2 separate regions of the Homo sapiens genome follow, and region 2 is linked to region 1. The links are chromatin loops, found by intact Hi-C in ENCODE. Cell type or tissue: HCT116. All regions are shown on one strand. Each heading gives the region's core, and the rest is flanking DNA. Links, peaks and the distances in the headings are about the cores only.

Region 1 (16,310 bases), core at 3,927-11,926:
CAGCATCATCCTCAACAAGTGTCTGTGACAGCCTGTGACGTGGAAGGCAGGGTGCTGCCTAATGAAAGGCCGCGAAATGCTTTGAGAATCAAATAGACTCTAATACAACTCCCAGTCTGTTACAATATCCAGGATGCTTGCACTTAACTTAGAAATGTAATGTATCCTCTTGCCTCTTTTTTCTCTCTTATTCTATGTAAACAAGGGTTTGCTCTATGAAGCCAGAAAAAACAAAATTCTTACATACAAGTTTCCATTAGCAGTTCTATATCAGTATCTATCTTCTCATACGATATGCTTTCAAGACTACAGACTTCTCAAAATAATCAAAAGACTGTAGTGTACACTAAAGGTTGACAAGGCTCTGATCTAAAATAATATTTTGGTCTTGTCATTTGGAGGGCGTTTTGTGATGTTTTGACCCTAAATTTCACATATACTAAAGTACACAGAAAAAATATTTAATTCTTAGACATTCTGAAATTATTTTAAAAACTCAAACTATTTATTATGGTCAAACATGCCAACGGTAACTTGCCCTAAACACATTTTCTTCAACTGCAAAAGAAATGAATAAATTATGGAAGAACAGCAGATTTTATAATCTTAAGAGTCTGCATTTTCTGAATATTGATGTATACGTATATACCTAAAGACACCCTATTCTATGTTTCAGAGTGAATTCTTATGCTGTGAGTTCTACCTTGAACAGCACTAGTGCTAAGTAGGATAAGAGCTATGCAGATCTCTCTGCTAACTCCTCCTGCCCAACCCCAAATGTCTGTTCCATGGCTCAGTTCCATTCCTCTGCATTTCTTTCCTTGCATATGTTACAGGAAAGGGGTCCCGATCCAGATCCCAAGAGAGGGTTCTTGGATCTCACGCAAGAAAGAATTCAGGGTGAGTCCGCAGTGCAAAATGAAAGCAAGTTTATTACAAAAGCAAAGGAATAAAAGAATGGCTACTCCATAGACAGAGCAGCCCCAAGGGCTGCTGGTTGCCCATTTTTATGGTTATTTTTTGATGATATGCTAAACAAGGGGTGGATTATTTATGCCTCCCCTTTTTAGACCATATAGGGTACCTTCCTGATGTTGCCATGGCATTTGCAAACTGTCATGGCGCTGGTGGGAGTGCAGCAGTGAGGACGACCAGAGGTCACTCTCGTCGCCATTTTGGTTTCGGTGGGTTTTGGCCGGCTCGTTTACTGTGACCTGTTTTAACAGCAAGGTCTTTATGACTTCTATTTTGCGCTGACCTCCTATCTCATCCTGTGACTTAGAATGCCTTAACCATCTGAGAATGCAGCCCAGTAGTTTTCAGCCTCATTTTACCCAGCTCTTATTTAAGATGGAGTTGCTCTGGTTCACATGACTCTAACACATAGACTCCTGAAACTTGACCTTTCACCTCTCACTTTTATCTAGGTTGCCTAAAACTGCATTTTCATTTCTGACCTCTCACCAAATGCCTAGAGTCACATTTAATATTGCCTAATGTGCATTGCACATGCAGGTCCTGTCTCCCTTCCAACAGTGTCCCCAAACACCACCTCTCCCCTCTTCTTCCTAATTCTTTCAGTTTCTCTGGCTCTCTGACACCCTTTCAAATGAGAGAAAAATTGAGAAGGCAGGGAAAGTGAAAGTGGATTTCAACTTTAGCTCATAATGCCTTGTGTTATCAGCAACCCACTCCACCACCCTATGACAAAATAAGAAACATCTCTGGGACTGGCTGCTTCTTGTATCCCCAGAATCCACAACTCATAAATGGCCAAGAAGGTTGGGAAAGATGAAACTATAAACTAAAAATAAAATCCTAAGTTCCCCAACTGACGGAATGGACTCCCTCTTGTCCAAGGAGGCCTCAGAAAATGTTAAAAACTGAGCCTTGACAGGAGATCAGATACGCCTCATTATGCCCCCTCCCTTTTATGGGTTAGAAAGAACTGAGCAGCATTAATGTTAAAATTGAGCTCATAAGACTGACAGAACAGACTCTTTGTGGCAATAAAATACTAAATTATAAACAGGACCTAGAGCCATGCCAGACAAGGGTTGAGTCACTCACCTCTACACCTAAAGAATAAACTGTGTTCTCTGCCACAAGGTTTACCTTTTTCTCTAGCAGTTAAACAAGCACTGGCCTCGAGATAAGCAATAGTAAAACAATTTGCAGCCACTGCCATGCACTAACTGACCCCCTGTTCCACAAGCCATCACTACAGCTTTGATTGGACAAGAGACTGATTTCAGTAACTTTCTCCTGATAAGAAGACCACCAACCATTGACTGACTCTGGCCAGTTTACAGAGGATGCACATTTGAGTGCCTTTGCATCCTAAAAAGACCTTTGACATTAAAGGCCTAATTGTAACACATTTAAATGTTAAGTCTTCACCCCTAGGTGAACACGGGTTGTATGTTACATGCATGCTTGTTCAATATGCATGCGTCAGGACCGCCTTCATGAATATTCATGGCTCCTCTTATAACCTGTTGAATATGTGTACTTGGCCAACCCATTCAGCTTAAATTCCTGTCCAAACCTTCCTCCTTCAAAGTGCCTGTCTTCGGTCTTTGCCAGAGGCTACACTTCCCAGCCTGCAGATGGCCACCTTGCAGGCTGTAACCGTTTATAAGAAACAAAGTGTCCTTTCCAAATTTATATATTTGTGAAGAAAAACAGTGATCTCAACCAAATTTCCCTTGCCAGTAGAGAGCAATAATTTGAATAATATAAAACAAAGTGACAGAAATTCAACTCTAACCAGCTTAAACAAAGGCAAATTTTCTTAGTTTAATGAGCTAAGAAGTCCAGGAGAGACTGGACTTTGAGCACTGCTGTATTTGGGTGCCAGACAATGTCATCGGGGACCTGTCTCCTCCCTCTCTTTAGCTCAGCTCTCCTCTGGATTTACCTCCATTCTCAGACCAGCTCTCCCCAAGTTAGGCAAAGACAGCGACCAGCACTTCCTGCCAGCTTTGCACCACCACCAGGAGGAAAGCTCCAATGTCTTATTGTTTCTGCAAAAGGTCGGGAGCTGATGCTCATTTCCTTTGTTGGTCAACATGGCCATGCTCACCCCTAAACCAATCAGAGATCAGTGCCCTCATTGGTCGGGTTTGGGTCTAGACTCCTAGAGCCAGTCACTGGGGTCAGCCCTAGGCAAATCACATGGACTGAGGATGGAGGAAGAGTGATCCTCTAAGGGCAGTGATCTGTTGGTGCCATAAGAAAAAGAAGTGGATGCTGGGCTGGTAAAAATATGGTGAGCAGGTGCTCACCATAATCCCTAATAATGATATCTATAGGATTGTGGTAAGAAATAAATAATATGGATTCAAGAAGTTTGAAAACCATAATGCAATTTTATCTAAAAGGTGTTTTATTATTCAGCAGATAATTCTACTTTTCCACAGAAAAACTTAGATAGATTGGGCCAGGCATGGTGGCTCACACCTGTAATCCCAGCACTTTGGGAGGCTGAGGTGGGCAGATCACGAGGTCAGGAATTTGAGACCAGCCTGGCCAACATGGTGAAACTTTGTCTCTACTAAAAATACAAAAAAAAAAAAAAAAATTTAGCCCGACGTGGTGGCACGCGCTTGTAGTCCCAGCTGTTGCAGAGGCTGAGGCAGGAAAATCGCTTGAACCTGGGAGGTGGAGATTGCAGTGAGCCAAGATCGCACCACTGCACTCCAGCCTGGGCAACAGAGTGAGACTCCCTCTCAAAAAAAAAAAAACAAAAAAACAAAAACACAACTTAGATAGATTGCGTTGATGCTATAACCAAAAGCAATAGCCATTGCCTGTGCTGCTGGTTGGTCCAGCAGACTCCAGTGGCAGAGGAGGGCATCCTGGTTTTGTGGTAGGAAGAACCTTGGCTTTGAAGTCCTGCAAATGTGGCTTCTGGTCCCGATTGCATTTTCTATTGGCTGTGTGAACTTGCACATGCCACTTAGCCGTACTTCCTTCAACTGAAATGAGAGTAAATCACACTTTCTTGACACCTCATTTCTAGGTGGATTAAGAAGTCATGTGCAAAGCACCCATGATGCCTGGCAGAGCAGGTGAATGGTTAACAAATATTAGAGATATTAGCCCCTTTTCACTCCCGTGCCTCCAGGACTCATTTTATTACTTTATTACAATTGAAATTTCAATAACTTAAGGCATCTTAATACTGAAATGTGGAACCTGGATAATCCTATTTTTTAAAATAAAGAAACAGAAGTAAATCGAGTTGATCATTGCTGAGTTGCCATTTAAATATTTCCTAAATATACTAATTGGTGGGGGAGGGAGATCCGAATGTGGAACTGGGGCCTTTGCCCTAAATATCCATTAACCCAGGCCATGAACTATGGCTTCAAATGTTGTTGGTATCTCTGACATAGACACACCAACTCTAACAGCACACAGACCAGACCTAGAGAGCAGGTGTGGGGTTATAAAATTATCTTCCCAAGGTGCAAAAACTGCAGTTTTTAAGACAAACCTGAGTCAGCAATGGGAGTGAAATGTGAGCAAGGAGACCGTCAGCGATAAGGAAGGGGTGACTAAACGAACCGGCCTTCCTGGGGGGATTTGGTTTTTGGTGTGTATTTTGGGCAAGGTTAGATGGGAGCAAGGACAGGAGTCAACAAGACTGTAAGATGAGAGCTCGCCTCCTGAAGGAACTTGGGAGATGCCCCGTGCGCACCCCCACACCCCTTTCTGCTAATCGCTTCCTTCCACCCTCAAATCCCTTTTTGCTCCAAGAATCATCCTCTGGGAGGAACATTTACTCAGTTTACTCATTTCTGCCACCTCACCCGCCACATTTATAAATGAGCCAGGGCTCAGGAAAGTATGCGTTCCCTCCCCTGCCTCCCCAGAGTTATAGAACCACAAAGAGCCACCTTAGGAGGCCGTACGATGCTCCCAGCATTTCCCAGGAAGTTTCAGGCCCCTCTGTTTATAAAAGCAGTAACTAAAGGAATGCCAAGTGCTCTTCAGCTTTGTGTCAGTATAAACAAGTTTCACACTGGATGGATCGCCATCAGCCTGGAGTTTCCACAACCAGCACGAAGTCACCACCTTCTGTTTTCTGCTCTCAGCTCAACCTGGCCACCCACCTCCCACTGTGTCTCAGAGCTGTACTTTCCTGTGGGCAACTTTCTGAGCCTGCAGAGGAAAAGGCATCAGCCATACTGCAGGGTTTATTCATTAAGATTTTCAGACAATTTCCTACTATCTCAATCAATTCAGCGGATAGCTATTAAGAAACCAGAGGGAGAGTTCACTCCAGATACACTGAGATGCAGTCTCCACATGAAGAAACTTAGATCAGGCCTGCAGCTCCAGGACACAACTGCTTATGCGCCTCTGTGCAGCCACACCTGGCTGCCCAGCTCATCAGCTCTAACTCTGTGTTCTGAGGAAATCTCCATTCACCGAGTCCTGCACCTTAACTCAGTTCGATGATGGGATGAGAAGGACACAGTGTGGGGCCTTGATAAGAGAGGAGGCCCCTCAGGCAAGCTTGGGCCACAGTGGCCGAAAGAGCCTTGCAGTTACCAGCAGAACACTGCAACTCACTGACCCTCACTTCTTGCTTTCCTGTCTGCAGTCGAAGCCCTGATCCCTGCTTCATCATTCACACACAGACCACGTGTCTCGAAGTTCCAAAGTTAGCAATGGCCGGTCCTTTCCAGACCCATTGGTTTACACAGCCTACACCCCAAATTCTACCTGTCTTTGTTCTCTGTTTCCTGTAAGACTGTGTGTGGGCCTCACCTCCTTGGCTAACTAGACTGGAAGCTCCTGAAAGGCAGGGGCCTCTCACCCGGGTTCTTTTTTCCTTCTCAGCACTCAGCAATCTGCTTGGAGCAAGGCTTATAGATCACTTTGTTGATTGTTACCAAAACATGGACTTGGCCAGTTCTGGGTAAATCTTTAACTTTCAAGGAGCCTGTGAGCAGACGAATGTCCGAAGGTGCTAAAGTTGTATGACTCAACAGATACAAACACAGATGGGGTTGGGTCATTCCTTATTCCACAGCTGGTGCTCTGTCACCTGGGTCCATATCCTCCCGATAAACAACCTGGCTGAAAAGTAAGAGCTGAAGGGCTAAGAGGGAACTGCAGGCCCAAGGCCCAAGGAGGAGACGGGGGAAAACAAGAAGGGAGGGATTAAGAAAGAGATCCACAAAGAGGAAGGGGGAGAGGCAGGCAGAGAGAGATTAGAGCAAAAGAGACAGACAGGAACACAGAGAAAGAGGGAGAGAAACAATGGAGAGCAAGAAAGGTCAGAGGTGCCGAGGGAGGGTGGTAGAAAGCTCAGGCGGTCTGGGATCAGGTCACCAAGCCATGATTTGTCCTAATAATTGAGCACCTGCTACATGCCAGGAGTTGTGCTAGGCCCTGGACATGCAGTGGTCAAGAAGGCAAGCCCATTCCTCAAGGAGTTTATATTCTAATGGAGGACTGATGATAAATAATATGCAATAAGATGTGTTGAAGAAAAATAAAGCAGAGGCCAAGGATGTTGGGAGTCAACGTCCTGTAATCCTAGCACTTTGGGAGGACAAGACGGGTGAATTACTTGGGCCCAAGAGTTCAAGATCATCCTGGGCAACATAGCGAGACCCTGTCTCTATGAAAATTAAAAAAAAAAAAAGTATTAGCCAGGCATGGTGGTACGTGCCTGTAGTTCCAGCTACTCAGGAGGCTGAGGTGGGAGGATCACCTGAGCCTGAGGCTTCAATGAGTCATGATCACAAAACTGCACTCCAGCCTGGCTGATAGAGCAAGACCTTGTCTCGAAACAAAACAAAGCAAAATAAAGCAAGGTGGAAGTCTACTCTCAAGTAGAAGCAGAATTTCACTTAGAAGATTTGACTCCTCATCCAGTGCTCATGTGAAAGACCAAATGCACCAGACCATCAAGGAGATGGTTTTATTCAGGGTATTGCAATAGGGAGAATGTTCATGAAAGGAGAATGTCTCAAAGAAAAGGAAGGGGCCCCGGGGCTTTACACAGGCAGGTGAACAAAGGAATCTCACAGGAATCTCTAGAAAGGATGGAGGCAGGTCTTACTTGAAATATTGGAGGGCAGGATGGTCCTTTGAGATTTTGCCATGGAACACAAAAGGATGGGGGTGTTTTGGAAAACAAAAAGGTAGGGGATTTCTTAAGCTCAGGTAAAGTTTAACCTGTCCCTAATATCCTGCCACCTCCATTTTTCTAAACACTAAGTATGGTCACTTTGTTGTGCTCATTTGCTTCTTACCAGCACCGTAACATGGAGTTCCTTCAGGCAGCACACAAGCCCTTTGTGATCTGATTTCTATCTGTTCCCAATTAGCTGAGGTAGGGAAGCACACAGAGAACACACGAGAGGATCTTGTAGGCCAGAACACCCAGTGTCTCTGCACACCTCCCATTGGCCAGAATGCAGTCTCGTAGCATCCTCAACTGAAAGGGAGGCTGGGAGGTATCACCTAGCTATTTGACCAGGAAGGAGGAAATGGATGTTAGTGGTCACAGCTAGCCAGCTTTGTTGCATGTGCTGTTCCCTCTCTCTTTAGAAATGTCCCTCTGCTTCCTTCCTCGCCTTTCTCTGATTAGAGGGCGCCGGTGCACCCTTCAGGTCATCTAAGTGTGTCTTCCTTTAGGAAATCTTTCTTGACCACCAGTGTGGTCAGTACTCCTTGAACGCCTCTGTAGCACCCAGAATATTTTATAGCACTAACCATATGACTCACATTGTTCACTTTCTCATCAGTCCCCTACATGACACCTTGAGGTCCCTGACATTAGAAGCTGTGCCTTTTGTCTTTCTGTACTCAATGCCTAGTGCTGTTTGGCATTGGATTGTAGGTGATCAATAATGTCTGTCAAATAAATGAATGGCTCCTGGATGGCTTCTAAATGGCCAGGATCTCCAGATGTGCTCCAGAAGGATAATTTCAACCAAGAAGAAGACACAGAAGTTTCCACAGTCACCCTAATAGCTTTCGTTTGCCATCTGGGCCTGGGTCAGTTATCACACTGGGACCCCAGGAAGAAGCTTAGTGTTGTGGATGTTAGAGATGCAAAGAGAGCTCAGGTGCCTTATTTTGAGCTCAGCCCACTAACCGTCTTTACAGCTTGATTAGCCTTTAGAGAGAAAACAGAACTTTGGCCTCAACTTCCTGGCAGGTAAGGAAAGAGATTAGCAGATGCCCATTGTGTGAACCCGGCTAAGACTACAGCCAACTCGGAAGCAAGGCGATGGGCTGGAATGGCTCCTATCCACATGGTATTTTGGTAAGTTAAGAAAAGTTACATAGTGACACACTCTGGTACAGCTTCTGTGATCCCCACATTGCTCTCAGCCAGTTTGAGTCAGGACCAAAGACAGTAAAATCTTATTAACACAGGAGAGAAAGACTGAGTCATTTCCGTAATGACTGCCTCACAGCAGGAATCATTACCAAGCCTGAGAGCGAGAAAATGGCGCTCTCTTTTTATGTGGAATTGTTGGCTGGAGTCTCGCCTTTATGACTTTTGAAGAAGGAATTATATGGTTCATACATCCAAGAACAAATAAAACAGGGTTGCCGGCCGGGCTCGGTGGCTCACGCCTGTAATCCCAGCACTTTGGGAGGCCGAGGCGGGTGGATCACGAGGTCAGGAGATCAAGACCATCCTGGCTAACATGAGAAACCCTGTCTCTGCTAAAAATACAAAAAAAATTAGCCGAGTGTGGTGGTGGGCACCTGTAGTCCCAGCTACTCGGGAGGCTGAGGCAGGAGAATAGCATGAACCCAGGAGGCGGAGCTTGCAGTGAGCCGAGATCGCGCCACTGCACTCCAGCCTGGGTGACAGAGCGAGACTCTGTCTCAGGAAAAAAAAAAAAAAAAAAGCAGGGACGCTACCTCATGGTGTGTGAGTAGTCAGACAGCAATGATACCAGGACCTGGCATCAGTGGGGCAGAGCAGAGCGGGGTGGTGTTGAGGAGGGCCTGGGAGGAGTTGGGTATCTGCAGCTCTTGGGCCTGCCGAGGTCCCCTTGCCACCTCCAGTATTTGTGTTTGAGGTTCATTAGGGCCAAGCGGGTCAGGAAAAGGAATAGAACATAAATTTCATAGCTTTACATGGTTGACTTGGGCTCTGTAAGTGGTAAACCCAATGAAATAAAGGTGAATCATGCCTTTTGAATCCTATGTCTTTATTTAGGTTCCGGTGCTTCTCTTCCTGGTTGGGCTGGTTCTTATCCAGGCCTTTTGAGGGCCATGGAGGGTGTCTGAGGGCACAACAACAGGCCTCCTTTAGGGACACTATGGCCTCAGGACCTTAATTCCCAAATGCTTCTGTTCTCTTTAGCTCTCCTCACAAGAGGGGAAAACTGCTGCTATCTCTCTTCTGTGGAGTTGTAGGTATGTGCCTGCATTAAGCAGAAACATTGAGCTGCTCAGATGATGATGACGATGATAGCTAACGGTCATTGAAACTTACAATGTACTAGGCACTAAGTTAGGGTATTTACATGCAAGATCCTGTTTAAATCTCATAATCACTCTATAAAATATGTACTACATCCACTCATTGTTTTAGGTGGAAAACATCCTGGTGGGGAAGATTCTGAGAAATTCAGCTCCAAAATAGAATCATACTAAGAAACCCACCTAGAAGTCCTGGCAAGGATGTGCTTCTGAATTCCATCATCATTAGTGGTTGTGCCCTGGGAACCAGCACAAGCTCTTTCTTCAAATTTCATTTCAAATTTTATCACTTTTCAACACCCCCACTGTAACGACTTTAATCCACTTACCATCATCTCTCACCTCAGCTACGAATAATAACAGATATTTTTGAGATATTCTTGGGTACCAGGCATTGTTCTACACACTTTACATGTGTGTTATGCCTTAATCTTCATGGTAACACAACAAGGTAGGACTCATGATGGAGACCGCTGCATTGCACAGCTCTGAGTGGCACTGTGCACGCTGCACTCGTCGGACTCCAGGGGGAGATTCTGGAGTTGTACAATGTGGTAACCCTATTACATCTCCATTTTATAGATGAGAGAAGTGAAGTGCAGGTGAGTTATTTAACTTGTCCATGCTCATGCTGCTCATCAATGGCAGACATGCTTCAAACCCTGGCAGTCTGGCCCTGGAGGCTTCCCCACTGTGTTATACTGCCTCTCCGTCCCTATACTAGCCCCCTGGTTGGGGCCTCTGCTCTTGCTCTTCTGTATTCTCCAGTGGCTAAAGTGATCCTTTTAAAGCACATAAACAATATAAGGACTCAAAACTCTCCAATAGCTTCCCATCAATCCTGGAATACAATCTGAACAAACTTCATAGCATGCCCCATGAGGCCCTATGTGATCTTCTCCTCACCCCATGCCTCCAGGCTCCTGTGTGACAACCTTCTCCCAGCTCACTATATTTTTGTTTTCCTGAGACCATACCCTTCTGATCTTTTTGTTTTCCTGAGACCATGCCAAGCTTGTGCTCACCTCAGGGCCTTTGCACATGCTGTTTCCTGTGCCCCTGCCTCATCCTCTGCCTGGATCCTCTCATGGGCCACCTCCTCACCTCATTCAGGACTCTGCCCAAATGCCACTTTCTCCAGAGAGGCTTTCTTGATGTATCCATGTAAAATAGCCTCCAACTCACTTCCACCATTCTCCATCCCTTTAGCCTTCTTTGTCTTTCTTTGTAGCGCTTAATAGTACTCAAGGTTATACTATGGATTGATTAATGTATTGGTGTATTAACCCTTGGATGTAAACAGGGACTTTTTCATCCTCAACACTGAGTCTTCAGGGCTGGAAGACAGACTGGTACAAGTTGGAGTTCAATAAATACTGGTTGAGTAAGTGAATAAGCAAAGCTCCTGGAGAGCAGGGCCACCTCTGCCCCAGTCCAGGGGACACAGTCAGTTCTCAGTAAGCACCAAGAAAGCAGGTGAGGATGGGAAAAGGAGAAGGAAGACAGGGAGAAGAAGAAAAGCACTATTCAGATTTCAACTTGACAATACTTATTTAGTGTTTCTTTGGTGCTAAACAAAGTGACACATATCTCATTTAATTCTCACATCCTGTGAAGTAGGTAATTTTAGCAAGAAAGGAGAAATATAAGGATGGTAGGCAGAAATGTGTTTGCATTAATTCCTTGATGCAGTCTTTACTTACGACAGAAAAAAGGCTATCATTAAAGATATGGACTTTGAATTGCTTATCTTTATGCAACTAAGCCACAAGAATTTTGTGTTTATTTTTTATGATTCAAAAGCATTAATCTTACAAGCTGTATAATTTGTATTTACTTTTGCTATATCTTCAAGATAAAGGATTCATTCTACCATCCACTGCTCCCCCAATCCAGCTTTTAAAAATCCCCCATGTAGTGATTCAGTTCATGGAACACCTGTGAGTTCCCTCTACAAATTGCTGCGTCAGTTTTTCTGCGGAAGGAGTCTTTCTAAGGATGTGTCCAAACTAAAATACCATTTTATAATAGCATTAAAACAGCATTTTAATCACTTGATCATTTTAATCACACAGCTTGCAAGACTCAAAATCTTCATAGTGTCCTCATCTGAAATTTTGGGGGCCCCTAAAACAATTTTTTTTGAAGTTGTCTCTCCTTATTAAAAGAAAGTACTCTTCAGTGGGTTAAGCTCCTCCTCATCTAACAAGGCATAAGCTGGTTGTTCTGTGGTTAAACCTGAGTTTACACAATAAGGATGTGGCTACTACCACAGGGTTGTGCAAAACAGGGGAATCTTACGACGTCTCGGCTTTGGGCAGGGTCCCAGTTTATGTGACAAACCCCAATCCAACGGCTCCCTATACCACTGGGCCAGCTGGCCAACCTGACTGGTCCCTCCAGTCCTCCCTCTGCGTACCAGCAGGACCTCATAAATTCAGGTTGGGGTTAGAATTAGGATTAGCGGTCACCCTCTTGTAGCTCAGACCCACTCGGTGCTGAAGCAGCTCCACGGGCTGCTTTCCAGAAGTGTCGAGGCTCTTAAAGGGCTAGTAATACTCAAATAATAACATGCGCCTAGCCAGAGACATTTAACCCCTGAAAAGTGTCAAGGATAATGGAAATGATAAACCCATGTCACTTCTGAGAGATATTTTGGGGGCTCATTTCTTTCTTTGTGTCCTGATGAAAGGAAAGGCAATTTGCATATTCTGCTGAACCCTGATTCTCAACCACCACAGTGTTCTGGACACTAAGTTGCATAATAGGAAATTTAGGGGAGACGCTTTCCCCTTAGAGCCTTCCTGCTGCATCTGCCACAGTTATCCCTTCAATAAACAGCCCCTCTCCATGTTATTTAAAACTCAGAAGTGCTCTCAACAACTCACTCCTGATCAATTATATGCCTAAGGTGAAGTTGGGCATGAGCAGGTATTTTGTAGTGAAATGAACTACCATTTGTATAACACATTGTATTTATGATACAGCTTCATTCTCAGCCCTGGGCTGGGTATTATTATGACCATTTTTGTTAGCGGGCAAACCCAGGTATAGAGGGGCTGATAACTTGTCCAAGATCATACAAGGAGAAGAGAAAGAAATGGAACTTGAATTCTGATCTTTGGACTTCACATTACAAGCAAGCAAGGCTAATCAAAGCAAGCCTAAACAAACCCAACTGTCACTCGGATGGAGATCCTCTAATGCCAACACCAGACAGAAATACCACATTCTTGCCCAGGAAAATATACTGGGGGTACTTATGGCTAACAGAATTATAGGATGATGACAAATGGGTCCGCTGAAGACAGGGGTAAACACCCAACAAGTTTTGGTAGCCTCAGAGGGCAGTGCATCAGAATGATCTGATAACTGGCTTTCATACAAATGCTCTTAAATCAGCAGGGCAAATGGGATCTGATACTGCATTCTTGTTTCACAAGGCAGTGGGTTAGCTGGAGATTTGGGAAACTCTTACATCAAAAAATGATTAACACAAACATTAAGACCCTCAAGAGATATGATTTAAATACTGGAATATTTTATTTCTCTGAAATGCCTCATCCCCTGATGATCCCTGACAAATCAGATGCTACTATATAGATCTGCTGATCTCTCAGATCTAAGTTTCAGCACAATGTTCAAAGTTGCAGCTTTAAACAATGACAAAAAAATTACAGTTAAACTTCTCACAACCCTATATTGTTTCAGTCTAGGAAATGAAAATAAAGTCTGCTTTTACCCAGTGAGCCTCTAAAATTCCCAAATCCTTGGTAACAGATGAAGTAACTGACATAACTTGCTGCTTTCATGTGCATAAAACATCATTTTATTTTTTTCAGTCTCCCATGCACCAGGTTTTCAGTGAGTACCAAAAAACTAAACATATTTTCCAGAGTAAAATGTAGCATATTCCCAATTCTTAAGGCTCCTCGGAGGATTAAATGCTATTTAATGGACAGGAGAACTTGTTCTGATAAGTTTCTCAGACACTGCAACAGTGTAGGTGGAAGTGGCAGAGAACATGAGGGATGCAGTTGTCCACCACCCCGGGTCACCCTCTCAATCTCCTCCTTTCCTCCAGGAGAGGAGGCTGGCTTTCCAGGTGCCCTGGGCTTGGGCAGAGGAAGCTCTTGTCCCTCCCTGCTCAGTGCCCTGCTCAGCTACCATTCAGGTGAGGCTGCCCTGCTCCTGGGGAGTCAGGCTAAGTCTAACCCACAGAGAGAGAAGCTGTATCTGGACAAGTCTCTAGAGCCTCCTCCCCAGTGACCTTGGCTAGTGACAACCTATTCAGATGGGAACAGAACTATGCTCATTCCACACTTTGAGCTTTTCCCATGGAAATTTGTCATCATCTAACTATAGAATGTCTGTAAATGGAAAACTGAAAATGCCGATAATAAGCCCTCTCTATTGTGACTTGTGTTGGTGTTTGGCCCTCTTAGAGAATGTCTGCTGCTTTATATTAAAAAAAATATGTATATATATATATATATATATATGACAGAAAGGGAAGCCTATTATGTTACCCCCTTTCAAAATTTTTTGATGACTTTCTCCTTTCTACATAATAAAGCCTGGGGTTCTTATTCTAGCATGTACAGCCTGCTGCGAGCTACTTCAAACTACTTTCCCAGTTTTTTCTCTCATCTCATTCCACCCCATCTCCATGCCCATGTCCATTCTAAAAACATGCACATACACACTACACACACACACCACACAGCCTCCATAAACTCCAATGGTTCTACGTTAATTACTTTTTCTCAGGCCCTTTCTGCTCTTCTTTTCTTTCTTTGGGGTGCCCTTTGACCATTTCCCCAAGTTACTCTAATCACTATTCCAACTGCTCCTCCAAGCCAAGCTCAAATGCCTTCTGTTTCCTGAATGTTCCCCCAACCCCCTAGGCTGATTGCCCACCTCACTTTACCTTTTCCGGGGCCTTGCCGTAGAGTTATCTGTGTACACATCTATGATCCTGAAAGTAGGACCCTGTCCACTCAAGTCTGTATTGCCTCGGGCCTATCTGGGGTCTTGCATAAAGTAGATGCTCACTAAATATTAGCTGAACCACAAATCCACCACTCTCAAAGAGAAACTGAGGTCAGGGACCTGGAAAGAAATAAAAATGGCTCTACTTTTTACTCCTCCTGATGATTTCAACACTGACTTTGAAATTTTTCCTCTCCGCTCCGGCTTGCAGGCTGCAACAGGCTTCAGTACCAGTGACCACTGGCTAAAGCCAGGTGGCAGTGAAGATTCAGGCAGTTAGCTGAGTCCTCCAGGCTCCTGGCAAAGTAACTGGAATTGCAGGAGAGCCAGCCGGGAACCCTACAGCCACCTCCCAAATTTGAGGGTGGACATTATGCTAAGCTCCCACCCTTCCGGCCCCCCACCCTGTCCTTACTACTTGCCTCTGGGGTATGCAGTGTCTTCTGCAGACAGGGCACAACTGAGAAACTCTGGGCACGCTATTTCACACCAAAAGCAGAAATTGCTGGTTGTTTGGTCCCAAAGCCATTCTTTACTTCCTTCGTATCAGAAGCCCGGATTTTTAGTGGGGTAAATGACCTCCCACAATAAACACTACATTTCCCAACCTCCCTTGCAACTAGGTCTAGCCATGTGACTAAGTTTTAGCTGATGAGTTATAAGTGAAAGCAATGTATTCGACTTTCAGGAGGTGTTCTTGAAAAAAGCGAGTGCACTCTTTTTTTGTTCCTTCTTCTTGCCTGCTGGCTGGAACATGGAGGGGATTGCGGGAATCAGACCATAAAGTAGAAGCTAAAGGCCGGGCACGGTGGCTCACACTTGTAATCCCAGCACTTTGGGAGGCTGAGGCTGGCAGATCATGAGGTCAGGAGATCAAGACCATCCTAACCAACATGGTGAAATCTCGTCTCTACTAAAAATACAAAAAAATTAACTAGGCATGGTGGTGTGCGCCTGTAGTACTAGCTACTCGGAAGGCTGAGGCAGGAGAATCACTTGAACCTGACAGGCGGAGGTTGTGGTGAGCCGAGATCGTGCCACTGCACGTGCCACGTGCCACTGCAGCCTGGCGACAGAGCACGACCCTGTCTCAAAAAAAGAAAAAAAAAAGGTAGACGCTAAGGCTGAGAGCAACAAGACAAAAAGGGCTCATGTCCTTCCACTACATAAAATTGTATAAGCTCTGAATTGTCTATTGACAAACTTCTTTCATATGAAAGGGAAATATAGTTCTATCCTATTTTAGTCATTATTACTTTAGGTTTTTCTGCCATAGGCATCCAAACCTAAACCAAAAAGAAACATTCCTGAGCTCTGATTTCTTTCTATGAAATTTCCAATGTCATGGAGTTACTCCAAACGTTAAATGAAAAATCTCTTTACAAAGACTCCTAAAATTATAGCTTGACACACAGGTGTGGTGGCTCAATTCCAGCACTTTGGGAGGCCAAAGCGGGTGAATCGCTTGAGCCTAGGAGTTTGAAACCAGCCTGGACAACATGGAAAAACTCTACAAAAAATACAATAATTAGCCAGGCATGGTGGCACACACCTGTGGTTCCAGCTTCTCAGGATGCTGAGGTGGGAGGATCACCTGAGCCTGGGAATTTGAGGCTGCAGTGAGCCAAGACTGCCACTGTACTCCAGCCTGGGTGACACAGTGAGATCTTATCTCAATAAAAAATAAAAGTAAAAATAAATAAATAAATAAAAGACTCGTAAAGTTACAGCTGGACACCTGGGATGTGATTAGTAAATACCTTTTTTCTAACTCTTTTCTTTTCCAGCTCAGGTTTGAGAGATTTTGCTGTGACTTTTCCCAGGGGGCTTTATCATGCGTGTTC
Region 2 (16,310 bases), core at 4,104-12,103, 110 kb before region 1:
CGGTTAAGAGAATGGCAAACTGGAGCCCCTTCCTTTGTCTCTGCCTACAGAAAGCAACAGATAGAAGATGTTTCTCACAGCTCACGATGTCCCTCTTGTCTGAAATGATTGATTTTAATCATACAAATAATTGATGGAAAATACAGAAGGTGAAAAGGAAGAACAAAATCTGTTCATAGTCCTATTCTACCACATCCACTGTGTCATTTGGGGTGTGTTTCCTCCCAGCCTTTTGTATTCATGAATAGAACTCTAAATTCAATTCTCTTTTGATTTTTAATTGAATTCAGATTAAATTGAGCCAGGTGGAAAAGGGTATCAAGATTTTGCTCCTGAAATAATAACTCTACAGCTGTATTAAAACTATAGGATAGACAATTTTAAAAACAATAGCAACTAATATTTATAGAATGCTTATTATACGCTAGACACTCTGTTCTAAATCTTTCACAGGAATTGTTTTTTTAAATTGATGCAGTAATTAATCAGGGGTTAACCGTAAGTTACTATTATCCCCATTTTGCAGAATGAAGGGCAAACCATGAAACTAAGCACAGAAAAATTGCATAACTCCCAAGATCGCATAGCTTTGGGAGGAAAGATGGGAGCTAGAATACACCTCCAGTGAGTATGATTTTACAGTGTATAATAAGCATCTACAACAGGCTGAGATGAGACTGCATTTTAGTTAAAGTGACAGTTTGTGAAAAGGAAAAGCTTTTTCCTGTAACCCTCCCTCCGCTTCCTCCCCCGTGCTGTGGGGACCACTTCTCCCTTCTGCCCTCTGGTTGCATTACTTCATCTGAGCAGGGTATTTCCAGCTCTGACTGCTAGACCTGACTGTTGCAGGCAATCGTGCTGACAATAATGTTAGAGTACAGCCTAGACAGTGTTCGGAGCCGTGTGGACCTCTTGCTTGGAAAGGAACAGTCCTGCGCTTAGGAAACTCAAAGTGCCCGACTCCCAGCTGCATTCTCTATATGAGTAGAGTTGAGTTGAAAATGTCAAGTTATTTAATAAATTCATACTAAATACTTGGAGGTGGCAAACACTTCAATGAAATTATGTGTTTTTCTTTTGGAGTTATGTATTTCCCTTTTGCTGATGTTCATTGAACACTTATTCTACTCTAGGCCTTGTGCCACGAGCTTTCTATGGGTCTGCCCATTTGGTCTTCATAATGCCCTCAGCTGAGGTTCACTTTTATTTTGAGACAGGGTCTCATTCTGCCGCTAGGGTGCAGTGGTGTGATCACGGCCCTCTACAGCCTTGACCTCCCTGGGCTCCAATAGTCCTCCTGCCTCAGCCTCCTGAGTAGCTGGGACTACAGGTGCATGCCACCACGCCCAGCTAATTTTTGTATTTTTTTGGAGAGATGGGGTTTTGCTGTGTTGCCCACGCTGGTCTTGAACTCCTGGGCTCAAGCGATCTGCCTGCCTTGGCTTCCCAAGGTGCTGGGATTACAGGCATGGGCCACCCACTGCACCCAGCCTGAAGTTCACGTATGATTTCTGCTTTATAACAGGGGAAGTGGAGGAGGTGTGGTAAGGAGCCCACGCTCACATGGCCAGTAAGTGAAGGAGGCCTGGCAAAGGCCACACTCTTGGTCTGTCACCCTGCTGCTTCTCCTCACTTCCTTGTGTAACAGCTCTGTCATCAATGGGCTGTGTGACTGCACACGCTGCTGCACCCCTGTGGCTTTCAGTTTCCCTATCTGTAAGGGGTTGCACTAGATGCTCCCCAAGGCCGAGGTATGTGGGCCTGAGTGCTCTGCATTCCCTGATCAACTTCACTTCATCAAGGGTCTCCCATGGATGTAGCCCAGTTGTGGGCACTTGGGAGATCCAGGAGAAGTAACATCATGGCCTCTGGCTCCTCAAGGAATTTAGAATCCACTTGAGGACATGACTGGTGGCACAAGATAGTGAATTATTAATTTCCCAATGTGTGATTCAGACTAGAGTGTAAGGGTTCTGGAAAGGCAATTGAATGAGTCTTGCCTAGTGGAAAAATTGATCATCCTAAAGGGAGAGCAAATCCTCCTTAACATTTGCTAAAAATTGCTCCTCTGTTAGGCAAGAGTCAGATGCACTTGGGCACATCATCACCATCTGACTCCCAGTCCACCCCAACACCCAGCCCGGGAGCCCTGGGAAGCTGGCGGATGTGCCACATTTCAATGAGACCATGAACCCTTAGAGGGCATGATGGTTTTTTCCTCCACATTATACACTTCCTTATGTTGAAACGTTTTTTCCACAGGGCTGCAGGGAAAGAAGAAGATGTATATTGGTGAAGCACAGCTCAGGGAAACAGAATTAGTTGGGATTGTGGAAAAGTCACTTTGTGAATCAGGGGATAGAGACGCCTCATATGCTGAAGCTGAATTCCTTCAATCCTAAAGAACTGGTTGGGAGCAGAGCACAGTTTGGATGGGTTTGCAGCTATGATACCAGGGAAAAGAACTGCTGGACTCCATACTCTAGCCAGTTTAAACCAGCATTGAAATCTCGAGTGTATTTTAAATTTTCAGCTTGGGTTTGCTAGATGAACTAAAGAGTGAGTCTTAGGTTGTTTTTGCCTTACTCTTGTGGCATCTCAGAGCCTGTAGAGAGTTGGCGTTTGTCCCAGTAGTCTTGGTCTTCCATCCTCTGTCTTGCCCTGTTGGTGTTCCCTAGGGTTCTGTGCCAGCCCTGTTGCTCATCCTAACCCTGCAAGGGGCAATAGCATCCATTTCCAAGGTTTCAATGTTCAGGAACAGGCTGCTGACTCTCCCTCCAAAGGTCCAGTTGAGAACTGACTTATAAGTTCTGAATCCATGTATGTGGCTGCCCTCTGGGCATCTTCACTAGTAGCCCCACAGGTACCTACTTCTCCACTAAACTCCCCAAACCTGCTTCTCCTTCTACACCTCCTAACTCAGGGAATGGCACCATCACTCATGCTCACCATCCCCGGTGTCCAAACAGTCAGCAGTTCCCACCCTATGTCTTTCCAATCTGTGTGGTACCTTGGTTCTGGCCCAAGCATCTTTGTCCTCCAGCAGCCCTCACATAGGTCTGCCTTCCAGAGTTGCTTTCCTACAACCCCTCCACAAAGCAGCTAGAGGGCTTCTATGACACAAATAGGAAGTGCAGCCCCCATCGCCAACACCACTTAAAACTCATCGAAGACTGCCAATTGCTTTGGGGATTTAGCCTACACTCCTCATTTTCAGGTTGCACCTGCTTATCACTCTACTGGGCTCCATGCGTGGGTTTCATGGGACTCCCCCTCTAGAGATGTGTATTATCTGACAAGATCAGGGGATGGGAGAGGTGAAGGTGTTTGATGGGAATTACCATCCCTCCCACCATCCCGCTCTACCGTATTCTCAAATTCAGAACATCCCAACAGAATTCAGCATGCTGTTTCTCATTCTAGTGCATCAGAACAACCTCTCACAAATCAGCAAGAAGACAAACCACCTAAGATACCCACAGACGATCACCAGGGAAAAATACAGAGCCTTTCCCACCCTTCCTGGCCAGAGCTGACTGTTCCCCTGTTAGTCCCGCACTGAACCTTGCCTGAAACTCCCTTATAATAGTTTGCACTATATGGCATTTATTTATTAGTTTATCTCTTTCTTTAAACAATCATCAATTTGGTTCATCTGTCTATCTTCTATGTGTGTTCTATGCAGCACATATCTGCTATGCATGCTATGCACAGGGTGGGCTGAGGAGGTTCTCTGTATATGAATGTGAAATTATTACATCACAATATTATACCTTTTCTCCCATTAGGAGCATTTATTTCATTAAAATGGCTTGTTCTGAAAATATTCCCTGATATTACCAAGGATTAATGTCCTTAATAAGCAATCTGTTCTTATTAACCAATAAGAAAAAGACAAATTCCCTATGAAAAAATTGACCAAAGACATTGGATTCTTCCTTGTCTCCCATGTAAACAATAAAAGCTGCAGGTTGTGGCGAAACAGGTACTCTGATGTACCATTGGTGAGAGTGTAAATTTGTAGACCCTTTTGAGGGCCATTAAGCAATAATAATTCCAAATTTAGAATTTGGTTGATCTCTGACCCAGCAATTCCTGGAACTTGCAGAGATTTGTCCTACAGGAATAATCAGATAAAGACACCACGTTTATGTAAAAGAATATTAATTGCAGGCCAGGCACGGTGGCTCATGCCAGCACTTTGGGAGGCCAAGGCGGGCGGATCACCTGAGGGCGGGAGTTCGAGACCAGCCTGACCAACATGGAGAAATGCTGTCTCTACGAAAAATAACAAAATTAGCCGGGCATGGTGGTGGATGCCTGTAATCCCAGCTACTTGGGAGGCAGAGGTGGTTGCAGTGAGCCGAGATCACGCCATTGCACCCCAGCCTGGACAACAAGAGTGAAAGTCTGTCTCAAAATATATATATATATTAATTGCAACACTGTCAAAATAGTTAAAATGCAAATAATTTGAACTTTCATCAGTATTGGTTTGGTTAAAAAAAATCATGGTGCAGCCATATGATGGAATATTATGCAATTGTTAAAAGAAAAAAAAGCAAATCCCAAGAGATTTATGTTTTTACAAGGAAAGATGTCCGCAATATATTAAGTGAAAGAGGCAGATTGTAAAGCATTTTATCCATCTGCTCATCCATCCTTCCTTTCATTCTTTTATTCTACAAAAGAGGTGAAAAAATGTATATATATATATCAGACCACTAACAGTTTTATCACCATATTGTCACTGGATCAAGTTAGACTTATTAGGGACTTCCACATTCTACTTCATATTTTGGAGATTTTACAAGCAGATATTATATTTATAGTAATAGCAAAAACAATAAATACTGCCAATCTGGGAGACAGTTTTTCTTCTTGCTTATTAAAGGGCAATTTGAGAGACTTTCCTCTGCTAGCATGTGAGAAACTGGCTGCCACACAGGTAATTTCTGAGGGACCTTGGCTTGGTGGTTTAGCTCCTGATGGCAGGTCTCACATCGCATGGATTAGTGCTGCATTTTTAATGCAGTTTTCTACTTACTCTTTAGAAACCACAAGACAACATTTCACAATCTATTTCCACCCAGCAGACAGGAAAAAACTACGCTCAGTTTTCAACTATCAGTGGAAAAGAATTGTTTGTATAAAAGGAATCTACAAATAATAGACACTTTATCCATTCCTTTTTATCTCTTCCACCTACATTTCTCTCAACCATTCTTTTTCACTTGTTACCAAGACCAAAATAAACTGATTTACAATTTCTCTTTTGCTCATCCTCAATGTGCCCTAGGCCTGACTTGTTCTTAGAGAACCCTCTCTGGCTCCTGTTGGTTAATGGTTTCTTTTTAACCAAATCACAACAGGTTAATTAATACGAGTTTACAGTTTTTCTTGGTATTGATGGCGTGCTCATTTGACTATGGCTAATGGAATTTCATCTTTTTCCTTTCTTAGGAAACTGAAAGTACAGTGTACTTTGTCCACCATATTGGTGACTTTATGTTGACTGAACCTGTTAAGATGGAAGGGGCGACAACTCTGGATACCTGTTAGGATTCATGTTTTTTAGAGTGTGGGAGATAAACCCTTTAGGGCTAAAAGTCTGCATCACCTCATCAAGCAAGCCACCTACACCGCCAGAAGTACTTGCTGGGAGTGGAGGGATTCTAGAAAGAGTGGCAGAGCAGGGAGATGATGAATATCAGCCACAGCCAAGGGACCACTGCAAAGGTTTATGTTAACCACTCACACAAATTTATGTAAAAGAATATTAATTGCAACATTGTTAATAATAGCTCAAATGCAAGTAAGTCAAACTTTCATCAGTAGTGGCTTGGTTAAATGAATAATAATAAATCAGTGGCTTAGTTGAATAAATCATGGTATGCAGCCATACCATAGAATATTATGCAATTGTTAAAAGAAAAAAGCAAATCCCTAGAGATCTAAGTTTGATCCCTAGAGATCAAATAAGTTTGACTTATTTGCATTTTAGCTATTATTAATGTTGCAATTAATATTCTTTATATTCTTTTTTTTTTGAAATGGAGTCTCACTCTGCCACCCAGGCTGAAGTGCAGTGGTGTGATCTTGGCTCACTGCAACCTCCACCTCCCAGATTCAAGCGATTCTCCCACCTCAGCCTCCTGAGTAGCTGGGATTACAGGGGCGTGCCACCACGCCCAGCTAATTTTTGTATTTTTAGTAGCGACAGAGTTTCACTACGTTGGCTAGGCTGGTCTCGAACTCCTGACCTAAGGTGATCGGCCTTCCTCGGCCTCCCAAAGTGCTGGAATTACAGGCATGAGCCACTGTGTCTGGCACAATTAATATTCTTTTGTAGAAACTTGTGTGAATGGTTTACATAAACTTGTGTGAGAAGAGATGTATCTTGTCTCACTAACTCTTATCTTGTTAAGTTTTCCCCCAGAAACTGTGAGTGTCCACCCTCTTGAAGGCGCAGTGGCGGAATGAAGTTCACAGAATGGAAGATGTGAGCTGGTCTGAGTGATGCAAGGGGTGGTCTTGGGTGGGCTCAGTTCCTGCTCCCTCAGAGGCCTTTGGATCTATTTTTGCTGTTTCTGTGAACTCCGCCAGTGCTTTTTGGTGCTTTTGCTTCAAACAGCCCCATACCCGTGACTCTCTTTGGAAGACTGCCATCTGGTTACTACACTGCTTTGCCCACAGGTGCAGAGCCCAGACATGCCAGGAAGTTTCCATCTTTTTAGGGCATCCCTTAGCCAGAGACCAACAGTTTAACGCCACAAAGCCCAGCTCCCTTGTCTCCATGGGGACAAACTCAGAAATCTCACACACTCCCTTGTGAGACCTTGCCTGCAGTTGCACCCTTGCTTGGCTTCTTCTCAGTCCCCTGCCGACTTGCCCCATTCCCGTACCAGACCCGTTTCTTTGGGAGCTTGTCTTTACTAAGTCACTTGCACAGGACCCTTCCTCTCAGGATCCACTTCTGGGCAATCCTCACAAATAACAGACAAATGATAATAGGTAGCATTCACTGAGTTTGACCATGTTTCAGGCACTGTGATAAGAGCTTTTTACATGCCCTGGTCCACTTAGTCCTCCAGAATTCCATCAGGCAAAGCAGGTGCAATTATAGCCTCTTGGCATAGTTTAAACTTGGGACTGCAGACCCTGGTGCCTGACTGCCTGGGGTCAAATTTCAGTTCTCCTAGTTACTAGCTGTGTGGCCTTGGGCAAGTCACCTATTTTCCTCACCTGTAAAATGGAGATAATAATAGAATCTACTTCACTGGTTTGCTCTGATGAGCTAAAGTGAGCAAGGCATTGAAATGCTCTGTAGGTATTTCCTAAATGAACAAATACTTCACACAGTAGGCCATGGAGATTTACAAAGATGAAGGCCAGGCATGGTGTAATCTCAGCACTTTGGAAAGCCAATGTGAGAGGATCGCTTGAGCCCAGGAGTTCAAGATCAGCCTGGGCAACATAGAAAGACCCCGTCTCTACAAAAAATAAAAACGAATTAGCTGGGCATGGTGGGGTGTGCCTATGGTCCCAGCTACTCAGGTCGAGGCTGCAGTGAGCTATGATCATTTCAGCCTGGGCAACAGAGCAAGACTCTGTCTCAAAAAAAAAAAGAACTAACTTGCTCTAGTTCACCCAGCTAAAGTTGGCAAATTTGGGGCTCAAATCCAGGTCTGTGAGATTTCAAAGCCCAATTTCTTGGCTATGATTCTATGCCACTTCTGTTCAGTACCACTGCCCCTTCTTGGGCCTTCATATCTTTCAAAAGGACCACTTTTCTCCAAGTCTCCCTGCCCATTGCTGGCTTGCCTTTGCGAGCATCAAGTCCTCCCTCAGCAGAGGGAGACTGGGTCTCCCCGCACTGCCCTGGGATGGAGGCAGCTCTCTACGCTGCTGGATCCTGCCTTGTCCTGGAGGGGCCACCACATATTCATTCTTAAGGGGACTTCTCCGCAGGCTATACTTTCTTCATTTCATCAGCTCACTCCCCGCCAGCAACCCACCAGAAAATCAGAGAGAGAATTTCCTTTGCTACTGGAGTAATAGCTTATGAGTACCTCTTTTCTAAATCAAAAACTCTATTCTCTGTTTTCCCAATTGCAGAGGTAAGTGGTAAATGGGATAATAATTTAAAACATATGGAAACATGTGAGGAGGAAAGGAAGTGAGAAAACTCTCACTTGCTGCCCATATGGCTTTTCTGAGTTTTTTAAATCCACCCTGGCCTTGACTCACTGGGGCCATCACAGGGCTTTGGGATGACACACCTGGCAGGCCTGGCCAATGTCCTTATAAGGCAGCAGCTCTGCGGGGAGTCAGCTGCTTCTCTGGCCTGCGTGTCAGTCGGGCGATGAAGCAACACCCCTGAACTGGGAAGGGCGGGGAGCAGTTTGCTCCTGATTCTCCATAGCCCCACTCGGGCAGCCCTACTTCCTTTTTTGTCGGGTTGAAAGTGAAAAATTGAACTCTGGGAGAACAGAGAGAATAAGGCCACTTATTTCCTTTTTACTTATATAGCAATATTTATTGGGCAGCTGCTATGTGCCAGGCATTTTAATCTTACCAGCTCACTATCTACAAGAAAGGGAAGAGATTCAGTTGTAGTGCTCAGATCTAACCATGCAGTTTCTCTCATATATGTGTGTGTGTGTCTGTGTGTGTGTGTGTGTGTATATGTGTGCAGGCCAAGGGGGTAGGGGGTGTCTTAAGCTCCCTTCAGGTCCCAGATTTGGGAACAGCAGTATAATGAAGAAGGGACATTTACCATTTAATGTCATACTTACCAATGTACCAAGCGTGGTGATTTACATACATCATCTCATTTAATCCTCAGGGACTAAACATCTACTATGAAGTAGGCGTCAGGGGCTAAAGCAGAATTTCCTTGAAATGTCTACCTAGGTTTATCTTGCTTTTCCCCAGATCCCAAAGTCGGCCAGCATGAGGCCCAATGGTTTATATACATCTTAACCTCAAAGGGTGTTTTCTGTTTCAACCTTAATACTTACAGCTCAGATCTGTCACCAAGGTTTGCTTCCAGTTCAGATTCTCAAATAAACTGTCCTGGCCAATGGCAAATTCTTGACTCCCTGGGCTGATCTGTCCCCTCCCAGGATGCCCACAGCCAGCCACCAAGGATTCTGGATCCCTGAGAATTTGCTGACTCTATCCCCCCACCTTACCTGTCTTGAGATAATCTAACCTCTGGGCTCCCAGGTCATGCCCCCACTCCACCTCCCTCAGTTTGTCTGCTCAGGACCCAGCTGCTCTGCTGGGTGAAGGAGCCAAGACCTAGTTGATACCCCAGGGTTTCCAAAGAATCTTACCTCGTTCGAAGAAGGGATGCTGCAGACTTGAACCACTTTAGGACTCAGTCTAGATTGAGTTCCCTGTGCTATGTTCTTTCCTATTTCCTCTTTCACAGCCCTCAGCATGGGTTTCTCTCTTGGACAGGTGGAGACAATTCCACTGGAAGAGCTGGAAGCATACCTAGATGGCTTCTCTGTGTTTGAAATGTCAACCACCCTCTCCTCTCCAAATTTCCCCAACCTCATCTCCCTCCATCTTCTCCTTGCTTCCTCCATTGTGGCCACATCGGTCTCCTTTCCACTCCTTAAGCCAAAATCTAGGGTTGCCAGATAAAATACGGGATTCCAAGTTAAATTTGAATTTCAGATAAACAACATGTAATTATTTTAGTATAAGTATTGTTATGGTTTGAATGTGTGTCTCCTCCACAATTCATGTTGAAACTTAATTTCTAATGTAATAGCATTAAGGAGCGAGTCCTTTAGGTCAGTGGTCCCCAGGCTTTTTGGCACCAGGGACCAGTTTTGTGGAAGACAATTTTTCAACAGGTTGGAGGGGTGGGGATGGTTTGGGGATGAAACTGTTCCATGCTAGATCATAGGCATTAGTTAAATTCTCATAAGAAGAGCACGACCTAGATCCCTCGCATGCATAGTTCCAGTAGGGTTCCTAGTCCCATAGAGAATCTAATGCTGCTGCTGATCTGACAGAGGGTGGAGCTCAGGCCGTAATGCGAGGGATGGGAAGTGGCTATAAATACAAATGAAGCTTCGCTTGCTCGCTTGCCCCCACCTCCCGCTGTGTGGCCTGGTTCCTAACAGGACATGAACCTGTATTGGTTGGTGGTCCAGGGCTTGGGAACCCTGCTTTAGGTGATTAAGTAATGAAGGTGGAGCCCTCATGGATGGGACTGGGGCCTTATAGAAGGGCTTGAGGGAGTGGGTTTGCCCTTCTGCTCTTCTGTTCGGTGACACACAGTGTTCCTCCCCTGAAGAGGACGCAGCAGCAAGGTGCCATTTTGGAAGCAGAGACTGGGCCCTCACTGGACACCAATCCCAGCTAATTTCTGTTCTTTATAGAGGAACCAGTCTGTGGTTTTGTGTTACAGCAGCACACATGGTTAGACTAAGACAAGTGTGTTCCAAATGTTGAATGCGACATATACTAAACAATCCCTTTTCTTGTTCATCTCCTCTTGTTTCTCGTCCTCCTCCTCCTGTTTGTTAACTCTGCAACTCTAGGCTTAGCTCATTCCCACACTAGGGATGTTCCTCCTCTGACGATGACATGATTTTCTCCTCTCTTCGACTCTGGCCTCTGCCCAAATACCTTTTCTTCAGGAAGGCCTTCCCTGATCTCACATCTCAAATGGGAGCCCCATCACTCCCCATTCCCCTTCCTCTTGTCTTATTTCCCTCACTGCTTTATCCTGCCTGACTTTACCTTGTTTTTGTTTGTTTGTCCTCCACTAGCATGGACTCCTCAGGAAGGCAGGGATTCACGTCTGTTTTGTTCACTGCCATTTCCCTAGTGGCTCATAGGGCCTGGCATAAAATAGGCATCCGAAAACTATTTGTTGAATGAATGGATTATTCTGCAAGATGAAGAGAGAAAAATTTGGAGTTTCCAGGTCAGCCCAAGAAAGAGAAGATTGGAGAAGAAGGCTATAAAATTACTGGGGGAAGAGAGGAAGGACAATGGTAAAGGAGAGACAGAGAGAGAGACAGACAAAGAGACAAGTTACTTTCTGAGACCTTTCTGAGTCTGAAGGTATGTGAGCTCAGAAATATAGGCCTCTACACAGGCTGCTAGGTTGCATCTCCAAGGAGAAGAGTACGATGTAGAATTTCAAAGCACAGGCTTTGACAACCCAGACTCAACATTTGTAAAGCACCTAACAAAACATTTGACACTTGGCAAGTGTGTATCAGAAGGCAGCCGCGAGTACGTCTCATTGACAACTACACCCCTAATGATGAAATTCACACTCATCCATTGCCTCTTTGATTTTAGCTGACTTGCAGCTGATGGCTATTTTTCAAAAGCAAACAATTTTTTTTGTTTTTGTTTTGCTTTTAAATTGTCACAGGAGGGTTAGGGTGCCCACAGGGTGATTAAAAAATGTCAAGCCAAGTACACTGTGAGCCATGTGACTCCCAAGCTGGCCTCATCGAACGAGGATTCAAATTCAGCCACAGTGCAGGGATAAGTCACTACACTCAGGGGCCTTTGAGGTTTCTAGGATATAGTTGAAGCTGCAAGTGTTAAACCCAGGGGTGTCAAGGGCCCATGTCTCTGAGCACACAGGACAGGGTGTAGTTGTTAGTGCTGAAGCCAGTCCAGCATGACGTTTGCTAGCTCTGTGATACACAGCCTCACCTTTAGACCTCACATTCTTCCTGTGGAAAATGGGATGACAATTCCTGCTCTGTCTTTCTTACAGGTTTGGATGACCATAAAATTAAATAGGGTATGACAAAGAGCTTTGGTGACTGTGAACTACTATATAAAGCTTAGGATCGTCATGATGTCATCAGCATTGTCTGCAGGGGTGGTCTTGGCTGGCTGACTATGGGTTGCCAATCCCATGGACATCTTGGTGTCCTCCACGCCCTCTTCTCGGCGCCAGGGTAAAATGCCAATCAGTGACGTGTCCCTGTGGGACTCAAATGACACAAGATGATCACCCTCTGGAGCTCTAGCTCTGCATCCTTGGGTCAGGCCAGCAAGTGCTGCCAGATGTGCACCTCCCAGTCCAGCAGCCACTGCAAAGGCAGGAAATTAGCACCAGCTCTGAGTAAACATCTCTGTTCTTTAACTCAGCACTTTGCTATGTTAGTAATTAGCTACACTTTTCCAGGACTAGACACCACACATGACAAGTCCCACGATCCCCAGTACCAGTGAGACAGTCACGGCCTGGGCAGGCTTCAGCCCCTCTCCTGTCCCAGCCTCAGCAGTTCTGGCAAGTTCTTAGATGGCAGCACATTCCCAGAGCCAAATGATGCATCCTGAGACAGACAGGCAGGGAGAGGATGCACTGGTGTCCATGGCCTTGGCCCATGATAGCCTGCAAAGCCAGTTGCCCCTGAGAAGCAATTTTTCTTTCTCTCATTTGGATGCTTATTGGCCAGAGCTGTCCTCAAACTGCAGCAGGCAGTATCCTTGCCTTAGGACCTGCAATTTCATGCATTTATCAGACAAATATGAACCGAGTGACTGCTAGGTACTAGGTGCTCAGAACGCGTCAGTAAACAAAACAGATTTGAATTTCCCTTCCTTCATGGAACTTAAGTTCTAGTGGTGGGAGGAGGACAGAAAACAGTAAATAACTAGATTTTGAATTGTGTTAGCAGATGATAACTGATGTGGGAACTTAGCAGGTAGAAGGCAACACAAGGTCAAAGAAGCCGGGGATTCCACCTTGACTAGGGAGCTCAGGGCAGGCCTCACTGAGAAAGCACCACTTGCATGAAGGAGGTGGGAAAAGCCTTCACCTGGGGGAAGAGCCTTCCAGGCAGAGGGAACAGCCAATGCCAAGGCCCTAATGCCTTGGCCACTGCCTGGTATGTCCAAAGAACAAGGAGACCTGTGCCAGCGGCTGCAGCTGAGTGAGCCAGGGATGTAGGAATGTGTAGAGGGTGGTTCTGGGAGGTGGCAGCAGGAGAAAAGTGGCTCAAAGTCAGCTAGTGGTACCATCTGGATTTGGTTTCGGGGCCTTGAAGCCTACAGAATTTGCGGACACTTTCTTAAGAATGTAAAGTTACAAAAACGAAATTAGACACAGGGCTCTGGAAAGGCAAGCGAGGGTCCCTGAAACCTATGTTCCTTCGCTTCCCTCTAGTGGAGCCCTGGACCTGAGGACGGTGCTGGGAGGGTCCCACCCACCACAGAGCCTCCTTCCCTCCCTCCTTCCCCTCCGATGTTGCCCTTCTGTGACTTCTTTCCTCCCTCCAGACTTCCTGTGACAGTCATCTCAACCAGAGTTTGCACAGATGGACATGGGGACAGAGGGAGGAGGTGAGGGACCACAGTAAGGCCCATCCCAGGCCCACATTGGTCAACCTCCAGCCCTCAGGGACAATGCGGACAGTGGGGTGGCCGGGAAGTTCCTCCTGAGAGGGGAAGGGTGGGAATCACCCCGCCACGGAAGACATTTCTCCCTTCTTGGTGGTTCTGTTCCCACCCAGGGAAAGAAACTAACAGGGCAAGGCACACATTTAATATGAAAGCAGGCTCAGTGTCCTCTCTCAGGTCCCCACATGGTCCTTCAGGAAGTAGCTTCAAGGCACTGGGGCCCCAGGGAGATGAGCAGTGAGACTCTCTCTCAATCTGGCTGGGCGAGTTCCACTCAGGGAGGCCCAGACTCTGCTTCAGAAACCTGGAAGGAGTTTGCGGGGGAGTGGAGCAGACAGGGAGAGGAAATAAAAGGAATTATCCTCTGAGCCCAGTTATTAAATATCAGCAGAGGGGAAAGAAATTCAGAGTAGGTAGGAAACTCAGGCTAGGCATGTTTCATCATGTACTTTCTCTATAGGATGTCTGCTAAGGGCCTGGTTAACTACAAACCATGCATTTTTTCCCTCCCTCCCTCCCTCCCTCCCTCCCTCCCTCCCTCCCTCCCTCCCTCCCTCCCTTCCTTCCTTCCTTCCTTCCTTCCTTCCTTCCTTCCTTTCTTCCCTCCTCCCTTCCTTCTTTCCCTCTCTTCCTCTCTTCCTCCCTTGTTTTGTTTCTTCTTTAGGGAGAAAATATGCCATTCAAAAGTGCCCAGTGTGTGCACACACTCTCTTTTTCTTTTTTTAAAATTTAGCCTTGACTTGAAATTCAGAGTATGCATATTTTTTAAAAATTGTGATAATTTTTTTAAAAAGATGCCAGCTGCTAATTCCACCTAGGTAGAGACATTTAAACAAGTTTGGCTATAATACAGGAATTTTGATGAATTTGTTTAAATGAGATTCTCATTATAATACAATCCCTTGCTGTCTGGAAGAAATAAGTCAGTCTAGAAACATTTACAGAACAGCTGCTATATGCAGGGGTTTTTTTTAGGTCTCATGGGGTGTTCAAGAATGTTGATTCCAAAGTCTCACTCCTCCAGGGGTGTCCCGTAGTCAAGAGGTTGATGCTGATGCCTGTGGAAAGAGCGGCTGAAGATGGCTTCTCAGGCTTTCATCTTGACCTCCTCCTCTTACTTCACACTCGCCCTGGGCTCCAGCCTCAGCACCCAAGACGTCAACCACCTCCCACCAGGCTTGCGATGCCAAATCTTTATCTCTAGCCTGACTCCCAGCACCTTCCAGTCGTCTGCCTAGAGTGGAGGCTGGCTGGCTCCAGTTCCCTTTCCAACAGCAGCCAGGGTGGCCTGCCTCAAACGCACACATCTGGCCACAGCACTCGCCCACGCCCGCGTAGGAGCTGGCCCTGGTCACCGTCATCCACGTCAGAGATCACAAACATTTGGAAATGTAACTTGTTTTTCAAATAAATGTTATATTCAAAACCAATAGAAGAAACAGATGAAAAGTTATCTTATTGGTAGATATGTACTTTATAGGCACACATTGTTATAAAGCCAGTCACTCTGAACAATGTGAGTATTTTAAGAAGTGTAAACATTTGACATTCATGGTCATGGGTACAGTTGCAGTTTTATGTCAGCCTTGGTATTCAATTTATTCCTGCATTTGTTTCTATTGTCCAATGTTGAGAAAGTTCAATTCACAGAAGTAAGTCATAAAATTGTTTTGCTTTACTTTATTTTTAATTTTTAAACAGCTTGCCTTGAAATCTCAGGATGCGCTCAATTAAACAGACCCAATACCTTAAATGTGGAGTAGGAGGAAAATTTGATTCTAAGTTGAATCATTAACAATATCTAAGTGCTTTTACTCCCTGTGTTAAATGTAAAAGTCAAATCAAAAGCAACCCAGCCTCAGGACAGGTGCTCGTGTGATATGATCCTGACTGCACAACTCACCATTATGCAGTGGGAGGGATCGTGATCACCTAGGTTTTGCCTGTGTGAATTTGGTTGAGTGTGACTCAGTTTACCATAGTAGTATGCTTGTACAAATTGAGAGGACATGCATGGACCTGGATTTTAAGAAATCACCTATATAGAGCTACAATCTTACTAATCAGTGACACCTCTGTTAAACATTCAAAGTTATGAATGAAACTAGCAGAAAAGATAAATTTTTCAGACTATCTCAAAGAGAATTTTCCTGGCAACATGAGTTAATACGTTGGTGGTCTCCAACATGTTACAATGTTTTGATACAAAGCGCATGTGACTATGTTGTTGTAAAATCACAGTTGATTTTTTAAATGATTTAAAGTACATATTTTGGGTAGCTTTTAAAAAAGTATTTATTTAATTTTAACAGGATTTATTGGTTTTCTTTGATTGCCTCTGGTCAAGCTTTGGAAGTTATTTTATTTTTTTAAATAGAAAATTCATGGAAATGGTGCAAAAGCCAAAAGGTGAAAACAACAAAAAAAGTATATTTTGTGACAAATAAGTCTCCTCCCTCAGCCCTGTTCCCAAGAAATGTTTTTCTTCCCAGACGCCACACCACATTTATCAGTTTCTTTGAATCCTACCAGAGATAGTCTATGCCTCTGTGTGTGTGTGTGTGTGTGTGTGTGTGTGTGTGTGTGTGTCTTAGCTTGGGTTGCCCCAGGAACAGACTTTGACACAGGATTTAAATGCAAGCAGCTCATCTAAGAGGTGCTCTCAGGAAACACCTTGCAGGAAGGTGAGGACAAAAGATGGGAAAGGGAAGGTAGCCAGTGGAGGAAAATTGATCAAGTAAATTACCGCTGTGGACAACCAGAGCTAACCCCACTGGGGAGCTCTGAGAGCCAGCATAGGACCTGTGGCTCAGAGTTATTTCTCCCAAGGGGAAATGGAGCTGGAATTTTATAACCAACTCCGTTGTCTGAGAGCTGTGGGGTGTGGGCAACCGGCCATGTGGTCAGGC

The links. Peaks named below come from ENCODE experiments on the same cell type or tissue, not always from the same donor. Only the 100,000 strongest peaks of a DNase experiment are listed, where the experiment ranks them.
Region 2: it touches region 1 in a loop (2.8-fold over the local background); 5 of 110 quality-filtered maps call a loop at or near these places.

Annotation. Positions count from the first base shown.
Region 1 is chr1:94,598,053-94,614,362 of GRCh38, reverse strand. All of the region lies in intron 1 of LOC105378861 (a long non-coding RNA gene), which reads right to left. Among named protein-coding and RNA genes, the nearest start is that of MIR12133, 63 kb to the right of the region's middle. RefSeq lists enhancers at 4,852-5,352, 5,353-5,853, 7,769-8,968. In HCT116, for the core only: no CTCF peak of the experiment used is centred there; a DNase peak (open chromatin) is centred at 8,452; H3K27ac peaks cover 3,040 bases.
Region 2 is chr1:94,705,920-94,722,229 of GRCh38, reverse strand. All of the region lies in intron 2 of SLC44A3-AS1 (SLC44A3 antisense RNA 1), which reads left to right. Among named protein-coding and RNA genes, the nearest start is that of MIR378G, 32 kb to the left of the region's middle. RefSeq lists enhancers at 1,528-1,817, 9,681-10,638 and a silencer at 8,205-8,254. In HCT116, for the core only: no CTCF peak of the experiment used is centred there; a DNase peak (open chromatin) is centred at 8,299; H3K4me3 peaks cover 966 bases; H3K27ac peaks cover 878 bases.